2 separate regions of the Homo sapiens genome follow, and region 2 is linked to region 1. Evidence: chromatin loops called from intact Hi-C (ENCODE). Cell type or tissue: HepG2. All regions are shown on one strand.

Evidence for each region. Hi-C counts contacts between places; a loop is a spot of excess contacts. Peaks named below come from ENCODE experiments on the same cell type or tissue, not always from the same donor. Only the 100,000 strongest peaks of a DNase experiment are listed, where the experiment ranks them.
Region 2: it touches region 1 in a loop (2.3-fold over the local background); 7 of 110 quality-filtered maps call a loop at or near these places.

Annotation. Positions count from the first base shown.
Region 1 is chr4:2,540,483-2,548,482 of GRCh38, reverse strand. The region is part of intron 1 of FAM193A (family with sequence similarity 193 member A); the gene reads right to left. Among named protein-coding and RNA genes, the nearest start is that of FAM193A, 7.8 kb to the right of the region's middle. In HepG2, no CTCF peak of the experiment used is centred here; a DNase peak (open chromatin) is centred at 4,562.
Region 2 is chr4:2,590,916-2,598,915 of GRCh38, reverse strand. FAM193A (family with sequence similarity 193 member A) reads right to left here. Exons shown (of 21, transcript NM_001366318.2): 2 at 2,587-2,832. Among named protein-coding and RNA genes, the nearest start is that of FAM193A, 58 kb to the right of the region's middle. RefSeq lists enhancers at 309-1,261, 1,262-2,213, 2,214-3,166. In HepG2, no CTCF peak of the experiment used is centred here; no DNase peak of the experiment used is centred here.

The DNA.
Region 1 (8,000 bases):
ACTGTCTCAACAAAAAGATAAGCTACACAGTTGAAGAAAATGTTGGCAAATTATATATGACAAAGGATTTGAATTCAGAATCATGGAGAACTTTCAAAAAATAGGCAAAGTAGGCCGGGCATGGTGGCTCACCCCTGAAATCCCAGTACTTTGGGAGGCCGAGGCGGGCGGATAATCTGAGGTCAGGAGTTCAAGACCAGTCTGGCCAACATGGTGAAGCCCCATCTCTACTAAAAATACCAAATTAGTCAGGCATGGTGGAAGGCGCCTGTAATCCCAGCTACTCGGGAGGCTGAGGCAGGAGAATCACTTGAACCCAGGAGGCAGAGGTAGCAGTGAGCCGAGATCGTGCCACTGCACTCCAGCCTGGGGACAAGAGCAAGACTTTGTCTCAAAAAAAAAAAAAAAAAATAGGCAAAGTCTTGATAAAACACTGCTCCCAAGAGGATACAGGAATGGCAAATAAACACAGGAAACATGTTTAATATTATTAGGCACCAGGGAGATGCAAATTAAAACTATGATACCACTACAGACCTATTTATTAAAATATTAAGAGGCCAGGCTCAGTGGCTCACGCCTGCAACCCCAGCACTTTGGGAGGCCAAGGTGGGCAGATCACTTAAGTTCAAGAGTTCGAGACCAGCCTGGCCAACATGGTGAAATCCCATCTCTACTGAAACTACAAAATTAGCCAGGTGTGGTGACGCACATCTGTAATCCTAGCTACTGGGGAGGCTGAGGCAGGAGAATTGCTTGAACCAAGGAGGCAGACGTTGCAGGGAGCCAAGATCGCGCCACTGCACTCCAGCCTGGGCGAAAGGGTGAGACTCCACTTCCAAAAAAAAAAAATACATACACACACACACACACACACAGACACACACACACACATACTAAGGTCAGGAATTATAAACTGTCTGTCTAGTTTTAGGCTGGGTGCGGTGGCTCACGCCTGTAATCCTAACACTGGGAAGCCAAGGTGGGAGGATCGCTGGAGCCCTGGAGATAGACACCAGCCTGGGCAACATAGTGAGACCCCATTTCCACAAAAAGAATTATTATTATTATTGTTATTATTATTTTTTGAGACAAGAATCTCGCTCTTGTTGCCCAGGCTGGAGTGCAGTAGTGTGATCTTGGCTCATAGCAACCTTCACCTCCCAGGTTCAAGCAAGTCTCTTGCCTCAACTCAACCTCCCGAGTAGCTGGAATTACAGGTGTGTGCCACCGCAACCAGCTACTTTTTGTATTTTTAGTAGAGACGGGGTTTCACCACCTTGGCCAGGCTGGTCTCAAACTCCTGACCTCCAGTGATCCGCCTGCCTCGGCCTCCCAACGTGCTGGAATTACAGGCGTGAGCCACCACGCCCAGCCCACAAAAAGGGTTTTTTAAAAAACAGTTTAGGCCAGGGCTTATACCTGTAATCCTAGCACTTCGGGAGGCCAGACCAGTAGACTGCCTGAGCTCAGGAGTTTGAGACCAGCTTGGGCAACATGGCAAAACCCCATCTCTACTAAAAAAATATTAATAATAATAGTGTAAACAAAAACCACTGAAAATCTCAAGTGCTAGCAAGGATGCAGAGCAACCAGAACTCTCAGACATTGCGTGAGTAGGCAAAATGGTATTATCCACTCTGGATAACAGTTCAGCGGTTTCACATAATGTTACCATATGACCAGCTCCTACTCCTTGGTATTTACCTAGAAAATTGAAATTTACTTTCACACAAAAATCCTGTATAGACATGTTTATGGCAACTCTATTTATAATCACCAAAACCTCAAAACAACCCCAATGTCCACCAATGGAAAAATGGACAAACTGTGGTACATTTATACAACAGAATACTACACAGCAGTAAAAAAGAACAAGCTACTGATACATGCAACAACTTGGATGAATCTCAAAGTCATTATGCTGAGTGAAATAAACCTTCCTGAAAAGACTACACAGTCATAAATGGACTGTATGAGTCCATTTACAGGACTTATCCAAAAGATAAAATCATACCAAGCAACACAGTAATGGCTGCCAAGACTTTAGGAGTTGGGGAGAGTGTAACTATAACATGAGGGAGTTTTTGTGAACAATTAAACTGTTCTGTATCCTGATTGTGGTAGTAGATATATGAATCTACAGTTGTTAAAATTCAAATGCAAAATGCACATTTTAAACATTCAATTTTGGCTGGGACAGTAGCCTACACCTGTAATCCCAAAACTTTGGGAGGCCAAGGTAGGAGGACTGCTTGAGCCCAGGAGTTTGAGATCAGCTTGGGAAACACAGTGGGACCCCATCTTTACAAAAAAAAAAAAATTTTTTTTTTTTGAGGCGGAGTCTTGCTCTGTCCCCCAGGCTGGAGTGCAGTGGCACAATCTCGGCTCACTGCAACCTCTGCTTCCTGGGTTCAAGCAATTCTCCTGCCTCAGCCTCCCGAGTAGCTATGATTACAGGCGCCTGCTACCACACCCCGCTAATTTTTGTATTTTTAGTAGAGACACGATTTCACCATGTTGGTCAGGCTGGTCTCAAACTCCTGACCTCATAATCCGCCCGCCTCAGCCTCCCAAAGTGCTGGGATAACAGGCGTGAGCCACCGCACCTGGCCTTAAATTTTTGTTTTTTAATTAGCCAGGCATGGTGGTGCACACCTGTAGTCCCAGCTACCTGGGAGGCTGAGGTGGGAGCACTGCTTGAGCAGGACAGGCTGAGGCTACAATGAGCCATTGTCATAACACTGCATTCCAGCCAAGGCAACAGAGTCAGAGTCTGTTTCAAAAAATTTTTTTAATTAGTATCAATTTTGCTACATGTTAATTTCTAAAAATTAGCATATAACAGTACCATTTAGGAAAACTATCAGGCAGTACCCACTAAAGTCAAATCGAAGTACACCCAGCAATTCTACCCCCAGCCATATGACCAACTGAGTGCTCATGTCCACCAAAACACATGTACAGAAAGGAATAGACACATCAGTTGACTCATAGCAGCCATAAAACAATCCAAATGTCCATTAGAATGGTGAGATGAATTGTGGAATATTAACACAACAGTAAGTTTACATGCCATGAAAAAAAAAATGATCCACTGCTAGGACAACAACACAGATGCATCTCAAATATAATGTTGAGCCAAAGAGCCCTAGCACAAAAATTCTTGTTCTATGAAATTCAAAGAGAGGGCCTGGCGTGGTGGCTCACGCCTGAAATCCCAGCACTTTGGGAGGCTGAGGCTGGCAGATCACCTGAGGTCAGGAGTTCAAGGCCAGCCTGGCCAACATGGTGAAACCCCATCTCTACTAAAAATACGAAAATTAGCTGGGCATGGCGGCGCATGCCTGTAATCCCAGCTACTCGGGAGGCTGAGGCAGGAGAATCACTTGAACCCAGGAGGCAGAGGTTGCAGTGAGCCGAGATCACGCCACTGCACTCCAGCCTGGGTGACAGAGGGAGACTCCGTCTCAAAAAAAAAAAGAAAGAAAGAAATTCAAAGTCAAAATCCTTTTAAAGGATACAGATGAGATCAGTAGTAGAAACGACCATGAAGGAGATGAGGGAACATCCGGAAAATTGTTCTATCTATAGTCTTTTTTGTTTTTTTTTAAGATGAGGTCTCCCTGTCACCCAGGTTGAAGTGCTGTTGTGGTACAACCACAGCTCACTGTAACCCTCAGACTCCTGAGCTCAAGCAATTCTCTAGCCTGAGCCTCCTACATAACTGGGATTACAGGTATACACCACCACACCAGGCTAATTCTTTTTTTCTTTCAGAGACAGAGTCTTGCTCTGTCACCCAGTCTGGAGTGCAGTGGCCCGATCTGGGCTCACTGCAACCTCTGCCTCCTGGGTTCAAGCAATTCTCCTGCCTCAGCCTCCCGAGTAGCTAGGATTACAGGCGCCCACCACCACACCCAGCTAATTTTTTTGTATTTTTAGTAGAGAATGGGGTTTTACCATGTTGGCCAGGCTGGGCTCAAACTCCTGACCTCGTGATCCTTCCACCTCGGCCTCCCAAAGTGCTGGGATTACAGGTGTGAGCCACAGCGCCTGGCCAGGCTAATTAGAATTAAGTTTTTTGTTGAGACAGAGTCTCACTACATAGCTCAAGCTGGTCCTGAACTCCTGGCCTCAAGTGATTCTCCCACCTCGGCCTTCCAAAGTGCTGGGATCATGGCTATGGGCCACTGTGCCAACCTATATTCTTTATCTTGATATATTTATTACATAGGTGTACACATAGAAAAAATACTGAATCACAGACATGCTCTCTGCAGGTACACCATTTCTAAAGCGTGTATGGTAACCATTTAAACTTTTAAAAGTTAAAATTGTTAATTTTAGTTAAGACACAGGAAGTTCTACATTTTTCTTCAACCTATTTCCTCAGGTCACTAGGCAAATATGAACTAGAGTTAATGATAACCTAATTTCACCGTGGTCGCAATTTCTACAATACAGGGAAGGCTTCTAAGTGCACCCTCATGTACCCCAAAGATCCATAATAATCATACCAGCATGTTTATACAACGATCATACCATCAAAGCAGAGGATACGCTGTATGGTGGCTAATTTTTTGGTTTTTTTTTTTTTTTTTTTTTTTTTTGAGACAATGTCTCATTCTTTTGTGCAGGCTGAAGTGCAATGGTGTGATCTCTGCTCACTGCAACCTCAGCCCTGCACCCCCCACCCCGGGTTCAGGCGATTCTCATGTCTCAGCCTCCTGAGTAGCTGAGATTACAGGCGCTCGTCACCATGCCTGGCTAATTTTTGCATTTTTTAGTAGAGATGGGGTTTCTCCATGTTGGCCAGGCTGGTCTCAAACTCCTGACATCAAGTGATCTGCCCACCTCAGCCTCCCAAAGTGCTAAGATTACAGGCGTGAGCCACTATGCCCGGTCCCTATGGTGGCTAATTTTTATTTTAATTTTTTGTAGAGCAGTGGCGGGGAGGGTCTCTCCACGTCACCCAGGCTGATCTCAAACTCCTGGACTCAAGTGATCCTCCCACCCTGGCCTCCCTAAATGCTGGGATTATAGGTATGAGCTACCAAGCCTGTGGTGCCCTATCATTAAGAAACCCAAGGTAGTGGCCAAATGCAGTGGCTCACACCGTAATCCTAGCACTTTGAGAGGCCGAGGCGGGTACATCACGAGGTCAGGAGATCGAGACCATCCTGGCTAACATGATGAAACCCTGTCTCTACTAAAAATACAAAAAATAAGCTGGGCATAGTGGCACACACCAGTAGCCCCAGCGACCTGGGAGGCTGAGGCAGGAGAATCACTTGAACCCGGGAGGCGGAGGTTGCAGTGAGCCAAGATTGCGCCAGGGCACTCCAGCCTGGGTGACAGAGCGAGACTCCATTTAAAAAAAAAAAAGAAAAGAAAACTGAGGTAGCGCAAGGTTGATACCTTGCCCATGGAACAGAGCCTAACAAATTTGTGGTTCCCCAAGCTTTGTGTATAAGAATTCTGTTTTGAGTCAAAGACCCTATAAGCTAAGTTATGTTTTCCTACTTCTCCCATGGTCCTCCTCCTTTGTTGAAGCTACCCACATGCAGAAACACCCTCTTTGGCTCAGCAGCCACCTCGATGAAGGTGGTCCTGGGTATAACACATAGTGCTGTGTCCCGCACACAGGACAGTGGGACTGTGACCACTCCTGAAAATCAAGACAGTCCTTCCACTCGGCCTTCTCTCTTATCCACCTCCTGGCCTGGTGACTACGGAGTGTAGAGGCTGCTTGCCAGGACTCAGAAAGCCTCCCTGGGAACCATAGGGCCAGAAACCACTCACTGTTTCTGGTTGATACTGTTTTGGGTGCCATTTTGCACCATACAAGGTACTCCAAAAAGCTCACCATCTGTGGGGAAACAATTCAGAGGCTTCAGAATTACATTAAGACTTTCTGTGATCTGTGTCAAGAATATTTTACCCCAGTTACCATAAAGAGTTTCTTTAATGAACAATTATTAAAATACTTACAAAGAAACTTAAAAACTAAAGACAGCTTTAAAAGCTTAAAATATCGGCCAGGTGCAGTGGCTCACGCCTGTAATTCCAGCACTTTTGGAGGCCCAGGCAGGTAGATAGATCACTTGAGGTCAGGAGTTCGAGACCAGCTTGGCCAACAAGGTGAAACCCCGTCTCTACTAAAAATACAAAAAATGGCCGGGCGTGGTTGCTCACGCCTGTAATCCCAGCACTTTGGGAGGCCAAGGCATGTGGATCACAAGGTCAGGAGTTCTAGACCAACATGGTGAAGCCCCGTCTCTACTAAAAATACAAAAATTACCCAAGTGTGGTGGCACATGCCTGTAATCCCAGCTACTCAGGAGGCTGAGGCAAAAGAATCACTTGAACCCAGGAGGCGGAGGTTGCAGTGAGCTAAGATCACCCCACTGTACGCCAGCTGGGGTGACGCAGTGAGACTCTGTCTTGAAAAAAAAAAAAAAATTTGCCAGGTGTGGTGGTGCACTCCTGTAGTCTCAGCTACTCGGGAGGCTGAGGCAGGAGAATCACTTGAACTCAGGAGGAATCACTTGAACTCAGGAGGCAGAAGTTGCAGTGAGCCGAGATGGCGCCACTGCACTCCAGCCTGGGCGACAGAGCAAGACTCTGTCTCAAAAATAAAATAAAATACCATAAAAGATGGTGGCATATTTTAAAAGCTTAAAATACAGTAAAAGCAACTGTCAAGGTGCAGCACACAACTCAATAGTACACAATAGAGAGGCTGCAGTGGGTCACACCCGTAATCCCAGCACTTTGGGAGGCCAAGGTGGGTGGATTACAAGGTCAAGAAAGAGAAACCATCCTAGCCAACATGGTGAAACCCTGTCTCTACTAAAAATACAAAAATTAGCTGGGCGTGGTGGCACGCGCCTGTAGTCCCAGCTACTCAGGAGGCTGAGGCAGGAGAATCGCTTGAACCCAGGAGGTGGAGGTTGCAGTGAGTCAAGATCACGCCACTGCTCTCCAGCCTGGTGACAGAGCGAGACTCTGTCTCAAAAAAAAAAAAAAAAAAGTACACAATGAACTAATTCTGTGGACTATAACCCAGATTTTATTAATGAGATTACATGGAACAGAAAAGATCAGAAAAGTATTAAAATATTTTGTTTGTTTTTTGTTATTTTTTGAGACAGAGTTTCGCTTTTGTTGCCCAGGCTGGAGTGCAATGGCACAATCTCAGCTCATGACAATCTCCACCTCCCAGGTTCAAGCAATTCTCCTGCCTCAGCCTCCAGAGTAGCTGGCATGACAATCTCCACCTCCCAGGTTCAAGCGATTCTCCTGCCTCAGCCTCCTGAGTAGCTAGGATTACAGGCATGCGCCACCACACCCAGTTAATTTTGTATTTTTAGTAGAGACAGGGTTTCTCCATGTTTCTCAGGCTGGTCTCAAACTCCTGACCTCAGCTGATCCTCCTGCCTCGGCTTCCCAAAGTGCTAGGATTATAGGTGTCAGCCACTGCGCCTGCCCTTTTTTTTTTTTTTTTGAGACGGATTTTGAGACACAGTCTTGCACTGTCGCCCAGGCTAGAGTGTAGTGATGTGATCTGGGCTCACTGCAACCTCCGTCTCCCAGGTTCAAGTGATTCTCCAGCCTCAGCGTCCGGAGTAGCTGGGATTACAGGCATCCACCACTATTCCCGGCTATTCTTTGTATTTTTAGTAGAGATGGGGTTTCATCACATTGGCCAGGCTGGTCTGGAACTCCTAACCTCAGGTGATCCACCTGCCTCAGCCTCCCAAAGTGCTGGGATTACAGGTGTGAGCCACCGCACTCGGCCTGTTTTTTCGTTTTTGTTCGTTTGTTTTTTTGAGACGGAGTCTCACTCTGTCACCCAGGCTGGAGTGCAGTGGCGCCATCTCGGCTCACTGCAAGCTCAGCCTCCTGGGTTCATGCCATTCTCCTGCCTCAGCCTCCGGAGTAGCTGGGACTACAGGGCGCCCGCCACCACGCCTGGCTAATTTTTTGGGGTTTGT
Region 2 (8,000 bases), 50 kb before region 1:
CGTGAGCACAGAGCTGCCCAAGAGTCAGGCTAGAGGGGGGAACTGAGAAGATGCCACCATCGGAGACCTTGCCAAGGAGGAAGTAGAGAGAGACTCCCCTCTACAGGCCCACACGAGCACGCACAGTGCTAGAGACAGCCCAGCTGAGGCCAAATGCACTGACCTGGCCTCCCAGGTGCACAACAGGACACAGGAAACAACCTCAGCCTGATGCTCTCTGCACACTGTCTGGCATTTGACCAAACAGAACAAGAGAAACAGAAAGCAAGAACCAATAACGTTTAAGGAAGAGATGATAATACCAATTCTAACACAGTCTTCCAGAAAGGAGAAGAAACAGGAACACATTCTAACTCATTTTATGAGACCCCGAAGGCCACTGTAAGACAAGAGGCCTACAGACAGCCTTCATGAGCACAGATGCAAAAATCATTAACATAACTTTAGCAAATCAATCCAGCAACACATAAAAAGGATGTCCACAGAAGAAAAATAATGTTCATAGCAGCTTTTTTCAAAATAGCCCAAACGTGGGAACAACACAAACATCCATCAATTAATTGGTGAATGCATAAATTGGTTTATCTGTAAAATTACTCAATAAAAAAGAGAAACTACGGATGCATGCAACATTTTGGGTAACTCTCAAAAGCATTATGCAAGTTACAGAAGTATATGTGACACTCTGGAAAAAGCAAAACTGTAGGAACAAAAATCAGGTCAGGCCAGGCGCGGTGGCTCATGCCTATAATCCCAGCACTATGGAAGGCAGAGGCGGGCGGATCACGATCGAGACCATAATGGCCAACATGGTGAAACCCCATCTCTACCAAAAATACAAAAATTAGCTGGGCATGGTGGCGCGTGCCTGTAGTCCCAGCTACTGGGGAGGCTGAGGCAGAAGAATTGCTTGAACCCGGGAGGCGGAGGTTGCAGTGAGCCAAGATTGTGCCACTGCACTCCAGCCTGGGTGACAGAGCGAGACTCTGTCTCAAAAAAAAAAATTCAGGTGAGTGGTTACCAGAGGCTAGGACGGGGGAAGGGAAGTGACTACCAAGGGGAACAAGGGGATTTTATGGGGTGATGCAAATGTTCTGTAGCTTAGCTGTGGTAGTGAACATTTTTTAAGTAAAAAAAGAGTGAATCTTAATGGAAGGTAAATCATGTTATTTTTTTAAAGGCCAGCTCCAACAAAGAGGCTGACCTACAAAGCAACAGCTGGTCCGAATCCACAAACACAGGCCAACACTACACCTCTGCTGTTCCCAAGGTCACTGTTTCTGGTGAGGAGAGAATGGCTCATCTGACAAACTATCCATTACCAAGACAAGCCGGGGGCTGGGAAATGAGATCCTCCTCCAACGCAGGCAAGACGCACTGCAGGGAACCATAGGCACTTCCGCTGGCCTCTGGACCAGGGCAAACAGCAGAAGCCTGTTCCCAAGGGCAGAGGCAGGCTAAAATACAAGAGCAGGGCTGGAGTCGGAAGAAGAGCTGATAAAGTTTAATGAGAAAACAAACCAACCACCACAAAAAGCAAAGAAAATGGTATTGGTAAAAAAACAAACAAAAAAACCACACAAAGAAAACCATAAAAATAGCTGTCTTTGTAGAGTTTATATTCTAATGAAGAAGAAAGCAAACCAAATGAGTAAGTAAAATACATAGTATGTTAGAAATAAGTGCTAGGAAGAGAATTACAGCAGGAAAGCGGGACATGCGGGAGGGGCCGAGTGAGAAAGTAATTCTGACAATGAGACCCCAAGGATAGAAACTGGCCCTGGAGATGGGGCTTGCCTCCAAGGCCAGTAAAGATGGAAACCCACACCAGGCAGTGGGGATGCGCTCTTCAGATTGTCACCAGGACTCCCCCAAGGCAGTTCTGCAGGAGAAAACAGAGGAGCAGGGAATGCACACGTTTCCTGGCTGCACATAGCAAGGTATCAGAAGGAAGAGAAGAGCTCAGAAAATAATTAGCCGCTTTCAAGCAGAAATCAAAGGGCACAGAAGAGGCCTAGAATGTGGGGTCTCAAATAGTTGCAAAAGCCAACTCCTTCCAGAACCCAAACAGTACATGTGAAAGCCTGCCCGGAACAAGGGCCCACCAAAACTCCATCAGGTCAAAGATAAGAGTAAGGGTGCGGTCTTCCCAGCCAAGCCTGCTGTGGCCTCGAAGAGGCTGAAGCAGCACAAATAAGTAAAAGGGAAGGTGAGGCTTAAGAGCATCGCGTAAAGAATTACCTGCATGTCGAATTGTTGAGAACTAAACACATGAAAATTGTACTCCCTTTTCAAGAAACTGTACCACCAAAGAAATACTAAGCTCAAAGCCAAAAATCACCCTTCAGGGTCACATAGCTTGATGACTGAATTGTGCCCAGACAAGGAGGGCAGGTGTCCTGCCACCTACTGCAGTGTGGCCAGGGAAGACCAGGAGGAACGTACCAGGAGACACAGACTAGAAGGTGGTGCAGGAGGGAGTGCCCCCTGAAGCAAAAGCAAATCCATTTCTTTCACTGCCAGTTACCCCATAACCTGGGCGGGGGGAGCCAACGCCCTGCGCTGCCTGTGCTGGCAGCCACTCACCACTGGCTGGTCAAGGCCGCCATGCCTCTCCTCCTTCTCCACGGTCCTGCGGCAGTCCGGGCACACCCACAGTGGCAGGTGCAGCACGCTGTTGCCCTTGGGAGCCATGGAAAGGGCCAATTTGCTCGCAGTCTTAATTCCACTCTCTAAGAATGATGAGTCTTTCCGTTCACTTCTGCACAGAAGACAATAATCCCCAGCAGGGTAGGGTGGTGTCCTATGATTCATGCCAAAACTAAAAGGAGTCTGGAATAGAAAAAAAAAATTCTATTTTCAAAACCTCATCTACAAAGCCAAGAATATTAAAATATATGTATAGTTCTAAAACTAAAATGCATGTGTATGTTTATATACAGAAACATAAAATAGGAAATGTATTGAATAAAACTAAACCTAATGTTCTAGAAACTCGTAATACTTTAAATAGTGCCATAAAGAAAATCTTATCTTAGTACGAGTTAGAAAATTGTCAAAATTAACCCCTTCACCTTGACTTCTGTATTACTTTTCCACCACATGCTAGAAACTGTCAGCCTCAATTTTCAGACTGTTTACCAGAACTGGTTACCACCAACGAAGTCTGAAACTACTATTCTAGAGGCATCTGCACACCAGGGCTCAGATTCAAGATGGCAATTCTGGCTTAAGTGTGTCTGCAGATGCAAACCATCTTTGAGGTCGGCTGTCCAAATTCCAGATTCAAGATAAACAGGGAGCTGATGGCAGCTGCACATCCAAGGCCCAGACGCCCTTCCAGGCCCAGCAGTAATGATGCTGAGCTCATCTCTTATCACCTGATGTAAATAAACATCTGCATTTTCAAATAGGTCCTACAATGTGGGGCAAGGGGAAGAGGCCTTAGAGGTAGGAGGAAAAGGCAAGATTGTTATACCTTAAAACCTCTCAAAAGATAACCACCCACTCTATCAGAAAAAAAATAAAATTAGCCTTTAAAACACAAATACAGAAAAAGAAACTGAAGGCTGGGCACAGTGGCTTACGCCTGTGATCCCAGCACCTGGGGAGGCAGAGGTGAGATGATCATTTGAGCTCAGAGGTTTGAGACCAGCCTCAGTAACATAGCAAGACTTCGCCTCTGCAAAAAATCCAACTATTAGCCAGGCATAGTGGTGCGTGCCTGTAGTCCCAGCTACTAGGGAGGCTGAGGTGAGAGGATTGCTAAAACCCAGCAAGTCGAGGCTGTAGTGAGCTGTGATCGTGCCACTGCACTCTAGCCTGGGTGAGAGGGCAAGACCCCGTGTCAAAAAAAAAAAAGAAAGAAAAATCCAGCCTGGCCAACATGGTGAAACCCTGTTTCTATTAAAAACACAAAATTAGCTGGGCGTGGTGGTGTGCACCTGTAATCCCAGCTACTCAGGAGGCTGACGCAGGAGAATCGTTTGAACCTGGAAGGTGGAGGTTGCAGTGAGCCAAGATCACGCCACTGCATTCCAGCCTGGGCAATAGAGCAAGACTAAGTCTCAAAAAAAAAAAAAAAAAAAAAAAAAAGGAAAAGAAAAGAAAAAGAAAGAAACTGAGTCTCACACAACTGGAAATGGGGTTAAAGTCCCAAGACCAGCAAGTGTGTGTGTGTCGGGGGAGACACAGGATTTTTAACCCGTATCAACCCAATCCTAAGACGGGTCCTTCACACAGGGCTGCCTCTGCACCTTAGGAGGAAGCCCCTTCGAACCCTGAGGAGAGGCTGGAGGGAGGCACTCCCAGGGAGCAGGGCAAAGGGAAGCCTCGCCTGGCCTTCCAGAGGCAGCCAGAAAAAGGGCACACAGTGGGGTGGAGGTGAGAGAACCCCCGCTAGTCTCTCCTGCCGTGTAGGGTGTCCTTGCTGCAAGACATGCCAGGTGGGAAGAGAGTGGACCCAGCTGACGCTGTTCTGGCTTTTCAGTCTCCATCTCCACCCAGAAGCTTCTCCAAGGCCGGCTAGACCTGTAGCTCTTCCCACAGCCTCGAGCTGTCTCCCCATCCCACCACCGGTATTCAAAAGGACCCACTGTACATAACGGATTGGCCCCTGAACAGCCACTGAGGGCTCTCATTTGGACCCCAGGCTCCATTCTTAAGACTTCCTGCTGACCGGCAGGAAGCACATATTTAAACAAGGGGCTGAATGTATAAATGAATGAATTAGTGATTGAAAGAATGAATGACAATACCAGCAAGACTCAAAAGATGTTCATATATATTCTCACATGTTTCCATGAACCAGTGATCAAAACTGCTGACTCCTGTTACATCCACAGGGTTGTGAGTTTTCCCAAACCCAGCTCAGCAGCCATCCTGAGCTGAATGTTTGGGGCACAGGGGCAGACAACTGCGTCCTACCTCCCCACAGTGTCCTAGAGAACGCCAGACTACTCAAACCACCGAGTACCATGAGAATCCATGTATTTTTCCATACCAACAAATCCCAAAAGCCTAAATGACGACAATTAAAAAAAAAAAAAGGCACACTGATTTACCCCAATATAAAGCCATCTCTTTTCCTCAGGTCTTAGAAAACAGCTCCCATCACTGGCAGAACAGCCATACCCATCAGACCTTTCTGGCTTGCCCTTTTAATTACAGAATGAGATGCTGGGCTCTACAGGCCCAAAGGTCCCCAAGCCTAAAATCATAATGTTAAGAGCCAGAAATGACCAGAGAGCGCACAGCTCAGCTCCTGTACATTCACCAGTCATCCAGGATTTACTGAGCCCATCACATGCTCAGGGACTGGTCCAGGCACTGAGGGCACAATGGTGAAGAAAACTGTCAAAGACAAAGGCAATAAATAAGACAAATACATGAAAAAATTAACTAATTAAATAGTGATAAGGAGAAAAACATAACAGCAAAGAAGATCTGTACCCTTTAACCCGGTGGACAGTGAGGGCCTCCTTGAGGAGACCCCCGAAGCCGACATGGCTGTACCTTGTGGGGAGCCCAGTGGCTGGCATGGGGCTGACAAGAGCAGAAGGAGAGATGGGGGAGAGCTGAGGGCCACTGAAGTCAAGGAGTGACTCTGAGGCTGCGTGCAGAGAGAGATGGGATGGGACAATGGGAAGAAACGACTATCTGCAGTTCAGGAGCCAGACAGCAGCAGCTTGGACCAGGGCTGCAGGAAGGGAAGTGGATAAGGCTGTGAAGGAGCCAGCTGTGAGGTGTGAGAGGAGGAGAAGAGCTAGGGACAAGTATGAAGCGTCAGGTGCTGGGTATTTTTTCATTCCTTCAGTATCTGAGCTTCGTCATGGGCCATAGGAGGGTTGTTTGGGAAGAGTCTGGTCCTTTCAGGGCTTGTAGGCTCTGTAAGGCAGCATCAGAACGCCTTTCCTCTTACCCACAACTGAGGCAATATCCTCCTAAGCTGCCACCCAGGGTCCTGCAGGTTGTAAGATTTTCCCACAATGGCTGGTGGGAACACACACTGCTCCTGGCCCTGTGTGAGCTGCAAGGTTTGTCCCGCTCCTCACTTCCAGGGTGCTAGCCCAGGCGCAGAGAGCTTCCCCACAGGCATGTGCTTATGCGCCCTCAGCTGGGCTTGGGGAGAACCCTATGCAGAGCTCTTCCTTCCCCTCTTTGCAGCTCTCTCCTCTCTGGTACTCTGCCCTGCAAATTTACTTTGGCCTCCCCAAAGTCTCAACTCAGCCTCCTCAATCAAGGAGATCCTCAGACTCGGTCTGGGTAGCTCTCCAAGTCCTAGCCTTCAGACTCTCTCCAGGCAGGAAGCCTGGGCAAGGCTGGAGCTTGCCGCGGTTATTCTTCTTCTCTCAGGGATCACTGTCCTGCCTGCCTGTGGGCCAATGTTGGAAAACTACTACTTGGTACATTTTTTTGGTCCTTTGTTTCACTGTTTGAGACAGGAAGATAAATCCACTTCTAGTTACTACCTCTTGCTTGGAAGCAGAAATCTAGTTACATTGATATTTTTAAAAAATAAATGTAGCAGGCTGGGCGCGGTGGCTCACACCTGTAATCCCAACACTCTGTGAGGCCGAGGCAGGCAGATCAAGAGGTCAGGAGTTCAAGACCAGCCTGGCCAACGTGGTGAAACCCCGTGTCTACTAAAAATACAAAAAATTAGCCGGGTGTGGTGGCGTACATCTGTAATCCCAGCTACTCAAGCTGAGGCAGGAGAATCACTTGAACCCATGAGGCGGAGGTTGCGGCAAGCGGATATCGCGCCACTGCATTCCAGCCTGGGCAAACAGAGCAATACTCCATCTCAAAAAAAAAAATTATATATATGTACCAGAATGAACATTTTACTAGTATCATCCCCCAAATCCTACAAACACATAGATGAAATATGTAAATATATAAAATGTGTATATATATCCATGTAAGGGACCAAGATAACCCAGAAATTTTTGCATAGGAGAATACGGACATATGGCTAAGATGGCAGTATTGCTGAAAACACTTTGGGAACACTACTAACAGCTGAGTTCTACCATCTATGATGTATTTTACCTTTTCTGAATAAACTGATTTTCTACCACCCAGTGACTGTGGCCTGTGTGCATGGGGGTGGGAGGTGTGTGTGTATCATAAAAGACATTAAATCATAATAGCATTTGTTTTCTTGCTAGGCTTATATTCTAGTTTTGAAATTTGTTTCCAAAATGAAATTCCAAATTAAACATGAAAACCCAGATTTACTAAAAATACTTTACAGATAAACTTCTTATAAACATGAAGAAAAAAGGTCATCTTAGGGTAAAAACACAGTAAAAGCAATATCCTCTCGGGTAACAGCAGCACAACCCAGATTAGACCGCCCTATGAAGGCTAATGCAGGAGACACAACAAAGGCCCCGTGCTGGTGACGCTGCCACCTCCTGCCGACCGGCCTTCAGGGCTGTCTGCTCCCCACATGCCCTCCATCTCCTGTCAAAACCCCCTCACACTGTACCTATGACCAGAACATTCTCTGCCTTAAACCCTTCGATTGTTCCTGCTGCCTAAAAAGATCAAGTCCTTAGCAAAGGATCAAGCAGGATACACCAGGCCCTTGGTCAGTGTGTTCTTGCAAAATCACCCACTTGAAACTCCTTACAGTTCCACACTCCCGCCCCAACCAACTATGTGGCTTTATCTCTTCCTGCCTTCATACTTGCTGCTTGCTTCCCTAAAACACCAATCTCCCCGCCTTTCCTTTACAAGACAACTGCGAGGCATCCCTTCAAACCCCACTATGGTAACTTTTTTATTCTGTGAATTTTGCTCCCTACCCCTCAATCAATACGTGTCACACGCAGCTAATTACTACAACTCCTGTACAACTTCTACACTCTTTTTTTTTTTTTGAGAGGGAGTCTTGCTCTGTGACCCAGGCTGGGGTGTAGTGGCACGATCTCGGCTCAGTGCAACCTCCACCTCCCAGGTTCAAGTGATTCTCCTGCCTCAGCCTACCAAGT